2 separate regions of the Homo sapiens genome follow, and region 1 is linked to region 2. A link is a contact called in ENCODE Hi-C data. All regions are on one chromosome and are shown on one strand. Each heading gives the region's core, a stretch centred on a gene start or an enhancer-like site at or near the end of the contact. The rest is flanking DNA. Distances are from core to core; before and after follow the strand shown. Region 1 holds the start of PITX2 (paired like homeodomain 2). Region 2 holds the start of LEF1-AS1 (LEF1 antisense RNA 1).

Evidence for each region. Hi-C counts contacts between places; a loop is a spot of excess contacts on that map. Pooled maps may share reads with other maps.
Region 1: a loop to region 2 is called in a map of ascending aorta, with 5 times the contacts of the local background. The contact joins the promoter of PITX2 here to the promoter of LEF1-AS1 in region 2. A Hi-C loop is called at or near these places in 1 of 168 maps with a recorded cell type or tissue (ascending aorta), 3 of 37 single-sample maps with no recorded cell type and 3 of 50 pooled maps.

What each region holds. Positions count from the first base shown.
Region 1 is chr4:110,621,736-110,624,585 of GRCh38, forward strand. It overlaps PITX2 (paired like homeodomain 2), which reads right to left and starts at 1,342. Exons shown (of 3, transcript NM_000325.6): 1 at 521-1,342. The coding sequence starts at 725. RefSeq lists a silencer at 1,313-1,402.
Region 2 is chr4:108,166,075-108,168,821 of GRCh38, forward strand. LEF1-AS1 (LEF1 antisense RNA 1) reads left to right here and starts at 1,451. Exons shown (of 3, transcript NR_029374.1): 1 at 1,451-1,759. LEF1 (lymphoid enhancer binding factor 1) reads right to left here. Exons shown (of 12, transcript NM_016269.5): 1 at 1,481-2,747. The coding sequence starts at 1,693. It overlaps LOC124900752, which reads left to right and starts at 1,865. Exons shown (of 2, transcript XM_047416528.1): 1 at 1,865-2,747. The coding sequence starts at 2,426. RefSeq lists a silencer at 812-1,051 and enhancers at 929-1,430, 2,458-2,547.

The DNA of each region.
Region 1 (2,850 bases), core at 92-2,591, 2.5 Mb after region 2:
GAAAGCTCAGATTTCCATGCGGTTTGGGAAGGCTAGGAAAAGATGTGGGGATTCGGTTGGGCACCGAAGTTCGCCGGCCCTTTCCCAAAAAAAAAAAAAAAATGCCTCTTCGCGAAGGGCATTTCTGAGTGGTTTCAGGCAATTTCCTAACGAGTGGAGCTCCTCGGGAGCTGAAAGCCGAGAGGAAAACAGGGACAGAGGTCGGCGGCCTCTGAAGGTCCTCGAATCAAGATGCTGGGATTTTTGTGACCCAGGAAACAGAAGGGAGGCCAGGGTACGAATAGAGAGGGCGGCAGAATTGCTCGCGCCCTTAGCGCCCCAGGAGCCGGGCCGGTCGAGGGAGAACTAAAGGGATGCGGGGTAGTCAAAATTCCGGCTCCCGGAAGTTCTGCGGGGAGCCAGGCGAACGACCACTCCCACCACGCCTCCCCCCGGAGGGGCTGACTTCCTTGGGGCGAGAGGGAGCGGGTGGCGCAGAGCAGCTGAGCGGGAATGTCTGCAGGGCGGCGCGGCGCCTTACCTGCGGCCTCCGGGCTGGAGGTGTCGGAGATGGTGTGCACCTCCAGCCTGTGCTTGGAGGAGTCCAGCGACCGGGGCTGACCGGGAGCCAGAACCGAAGCCATGGCTAACGGCTGGGGATGGTGACAGGAAGATGAGGAGACGGCCGACAGCTTGGTCCCCGCTGCTCGGTGCTCCAAGTGAAGCGGGCCTTTCATGCAGTTCATGGACGAGGGAGCGCGACGCTCTACTAGTCCTTGGCTACTGCCCCGCCGAGCCCCCGTAGCCGCCGCTGCCCGCTCCGGGTCGCGCTCTAGGCGCGGAGTTTCCCCGCTGCGGGGAGAGCCAGGGGACGCAACCCCCGCCGAGTTCTCAAGCCAAGCTGCCCCCGTCTCCTCCGGAAGGCTCAAGCGAAAAAGTCCGGAGACGGAAAGTCAGCGGGCAAACGAAGACATGGGATGTGGGCAGAAGGGCACCACTCAGAGCGTCTTTAGGGAGCAGGCTTCCAAGCTCCAAAGCGAAACAAGAGTGGGCAAAGACCCCCTTCTTCTCTCCCTCCCTCCCCCAAGAACCCCTCCAATAAGGAAAGCTAACGCCGACCGCGCTCTGCCCGCCCCCCCCCCACGCGGCAGCCCTGACAGAGAAGTGTCAAGAGTGACAGGGACAGGTAGGTGATATTAGATCCCCTGCGGCGGCAGCAGCCGCTGCAGCCACGACGCGGCCCTCTGAGCGCACCCTCCGCAACGCGCACACGCACACCCCTCGGGCGGTCGAACAGGAGCCGGGCCTTGCCGCAGCTCAGCTCCAGGCACCCAGGCGAGCGACGGACCAGATCTGCGGCTCCGCGCTTCCCTGTTGGCCTAACATCTTAAAACCAGAGGCGGGCTTCCTGGTGCCGAGACGTCACTCCGCCGCGGCCCTCCCCAGCCCTCTCCGCCTCCGCCTCCTCCCAGACCCTTCTCCGGGTGCGACTGACGTGGCTCCGCACCAATCAGGACGCCCCGAGCCGCGGTGGAGGGACTGTCCTGCCTGCACCTATCAGCAGTGCGGGGCCGGGCTACTGCCTCGCCGTGCGCACTGGGTCTACACAGGCAAGCTCCCGGGAATTCAGCTCCTGCCCAGCCCAAGGCGATCCGGCTTTTAGTACGAACCCAAAGGTGAAGAGATGAGGCTAGGAGTCGAAGGCTTGGGAGAAGAGAGTGGAATGGTCAAGAAGAGAAAGGTACAAGGATCAACAAGACACCCACTCTTTGTGTCTCACTACATCCATTTCCAATCCCCCACCCCATATAAAAAGGAGACACGTTACTTAAAACTAGAAAATTTGAAAAACAGCAACAAATCACCTCTCCGATCTTAAATTTTCCAAACAGCCTGTCAAGTGAATGCTGCGCTAATCTGAAGAAGCTTTAATTGCAAAGAAGACAGAGCCCTGAAAAGGCAGGCTAATAAATTAGAAATCGAGAAGCAAATGGACCCGTCAAAAGAAAATTACCTTGACTTTAAACGAACAACTGTTTGGTGGTTCACTCTGGATTTATACAAGAATAAAAAGTCGCCTCAGATCACGTTCTCTGTGATGCTTATTAGTCCCCAGACAGAAAACACACAATAGAAGAGAAACCCTAACCCAGCGTTTTCAAAATGCTGAAAGCTTATCCATTCTACTTAACGTTGATTAAGACACATATCCTAGATCTTTCAAATTCCTTGTACACTGTATTAAGCTCGTCCTAACCCGAGAGAGCCACGCTTTAAATTCGACTCTCTTGTTTACTTTATTATCAATCAGATTTAAATCCATAAAGCCTGTAGAATCAACAACCTTGAGCTAATTATATATGAAATATGCCTTAATGAATTTCCATACAATTAAGAATGTTGCCAAATAACCAATTTCAAGGATAATTTTTAACAGTCATTTTCTTTTCCCAGTGAGCTCAAGGCTGTCTTGAGCCATTAAAGTCCAAGCAGGCAGAAGGGGTGTGTGTGAGCTAAGGGCGAAAAGCCTAGAACTGCGCTCAACTAGCAAAAGCAAAACCTTATTTATATAAAACAAAAAAAATCACCTTTGGAGACATCAACTCTTTATAGCACTGTTTCCAAGCAAATTTAATTTCCAAAGAAATTAAAGAAAGAAATCCAAACATATTCAAAATAATTTTTGAAAGTCCTTTTGTCCCCCAGCATAGGTCAGCTGGAGAGGACAAACTAATCTCCTCTGGGTTTCTGCATGGGCGATTGTTTTACTATGGAGTTAGTGTTATCATCTCTGAATGTGTATTTGTTTGACATTACAGTCAATGATTTGCAATGCCAGCATGAAGTATCTTTAAAACACTCCCTCCTTGT
Region 2 (2,747 bases), core at 201-2,700:
TGGATGTTATTCGGTTCTCTGGACGTGTGTCCTCCCTTTGACCTCCTTTTCCCAGCACACAGTAGTCACAAATCTTTTACGCGGGGTTAGGTGCACCCTACCCCCGCCCCCAGCCCGCTCAAACTGGATTCAACGGGTAAAGAACACCATTCTGTTCTCTGAACGCAGGCCCCCAGCCTTTCAAAATTCGTACTCACCTCTGCCATTGGGATAGAGAAGGCAGATCTGAGGTGTTCTTAAACGCGCTGTTTAAAACCCAAAATGTCCCCGCCCTCAAAACCACACACTTTCTTTTTGGGGGTAGAAAGATGCCATTTAAGGAAAAAAAGGTATATCCTCCAAGTTTCTTTGGAGGGAAAAGGCGTTGGTTAAATCATTCGGGTGTCAGGACTTTTCTACCGGATTTCCTCCAGAGGGTTTCCCAGTTGTGGAACAAGGGTGACCAGTGGAGTGTCGGGTATCAGGGTCCATCCGCCCCCTAGACCAGCTCTGGACTAGGCTTCAAACAGCCCTCCAGCGCGGCCCTGCTCCGCGCTTTCTCTAGCCAGCACCCACGTGTCTCTATTTACTCTACTCAGGTTACCAGCTCTATCGCCCGCAGCGGGCCAGAAGACCCGATAAAGCGCCTTCCACCCTGCAGGACTAGTGCCCGGCTTCCGCTGCTTCTCCGCCTTTCTTCTGCGTAGATTTAAGGCCTGATCCGGTCCCAAACCCCAAATAAAAGTTGTGGGTTTGTTTCCAAGTGATGGCGGTTGGAGAAAACTAGAGTTGGGGGCGGTACAGCCAGGGTGTACCCTTGCGGTGGGTCGGCTCGGCGCACCCACAGCTCCCAGCTGCTAGCCCAGGCGCTGGGGCCGCAGGGACTGAACCCCGCACCGCCCCCGCAGCCCGGGTGCGCGCCCCATCGGCCGGCCTGCTCCCCGCGGCCCGGCTCACCGGTGGTAGGGACGGCCCCGCCTGCCCCAGCCCACGCCCGCCTCCCCTTCCTCCCGCCTGTGGCTCTGCTCGTCTCCACCTAAGCCTTTGGTGGTTTAACGCACTTTTGCAGAGACATCTACCAAGAGATAGCGTGTGCACTTTGTTTTCCGTCCCACGGAAGAATTTATCAGTAGCGTTATTCAGCCCTACTCGCTTTAAAGCACGGCACCCCTCAGCCCAACAAAAAGACCGAAGGCGAAACATTGTGGGTTCCTGCCCGCGAACCAACCGTTCAGCCACCGAACCCCCTAAACTGATCCATTTGGAATAAGTTACCCTGCCCCTCTACCTCCCATCCTACACACACACACACACACACACACACACACACACACACACACACTGCGGACCGGGGGCCCAGCTACGCACACACCCCAAAACAAACGAGGGATCTACTCGGGACCCTCAGCCGGGCGGCCGGGCGCCTTCGTTCCCTTCCTCCCTCTCTGAGTTTCCCAGGGACCCGCCACGCCTCTCGGAACTGGGGCAGCGGCCCGCTCACCTCGTGTCCGTTGCTGGCCGGGATGATTTCAGACTCGTTCACCAAGGAAGACTTGATGTCAGCTAAATCGCCTTCCTCTTCGGGATGACTGATCTCGGCGAAGATCTTTTCCTTCTGAGGATCGCCCTCGTCCTTGAAGGGGATCATCTCGTCCGTGGCGCAGAGTTCCGGGTCCCCCCCGCCGCCGCCACCTCCTCCGGAGAGTTGGGGCATCCCGGCGGCTCTGTAATCTCCGCTCCGCTGTGGGAGCACCCGCGCAACAGCAGGAAAGACAGAGGGGTAACTCAAGGGTGGGGGAGGAAAGGAGAGTTGGAAGGGTTCGTGCAGCAGGACAGCGGGCGGAAGCGGGGCGGGCGAGCGCGGGGCCGCCGGCCGGCAGCCGGAGCAGCTGCCGCGGCGCCCGAATCCCGGCGGCCGCCGCGCTTTCCCGCTTCGCGGAGACCGACGCAGGCGCCCGCCCCCGAGGCCGAAGGGCACTGGGCGGCGAGGGCTGCGGTAGCTGGCGACTCCGGGGGCGTCTGCGCGGCGCGCGCTAGACGAGGCTGCCCCGGCGGCCACCCCGCGACCCCGCGTCGCCGGGATTTGCGCGCGGAGAACGCCGGTTCTGGAGGGAGCACGCCTCCCCAAAGTGCAGAGGAGGGTCCGGCGGCGCGTCTCCGCGGAAACCCTCTCCACTGTAGTTACCCCGGATGCCGACTTAGTAGTTTGTTTTCCGAGAAAAGAGAGGGGATCTGGGCAGAAGGGCCCCGTTTGCCCCAAAAGAAGGTGCAAGGATCAGAAGATAACGAAACGTCCACTTCCTGAAGGGTGGGAAAAAAAGAAAAAGAAAAAGGAGCCACCCACGCTGGAGATGTCCGTTTTAGATCTTCTTATTTTCTTCCCTTTCGCTTCGGTTTTTCTTCTCGAGGCTCATTTAATCTGCTAGAGAAGGAGGAGGAGCAGAAGATGGGGGCCGAGGAGGAGGGGAAGAGAAAGAGAAGTTTGCCAAGAATAAAGTTTTTGCCGGCAAGCGCGGGGACTCCGCAGTGGAGGGCACTGCGGAGTCTCGGGGAGTCACAGCGGGGGCCTCGGGCCCAAATGCCTCTGCCCGGAGCTCGAGCCGACACACACACTCAGTCCGACCCCTCTTTGTTCCCGGCTCGAGTTTCTCAGCCTGGCTCGCCGGCTCGCCGCTCTGCACGCCTCCGCCGGCCAGCTCTGTCAAAGCAAAGAGCTGCGCCCCTTGAGTTCGCCCGGCCGAGGGGAGGGGACGCCCCGAGCTTGGCCG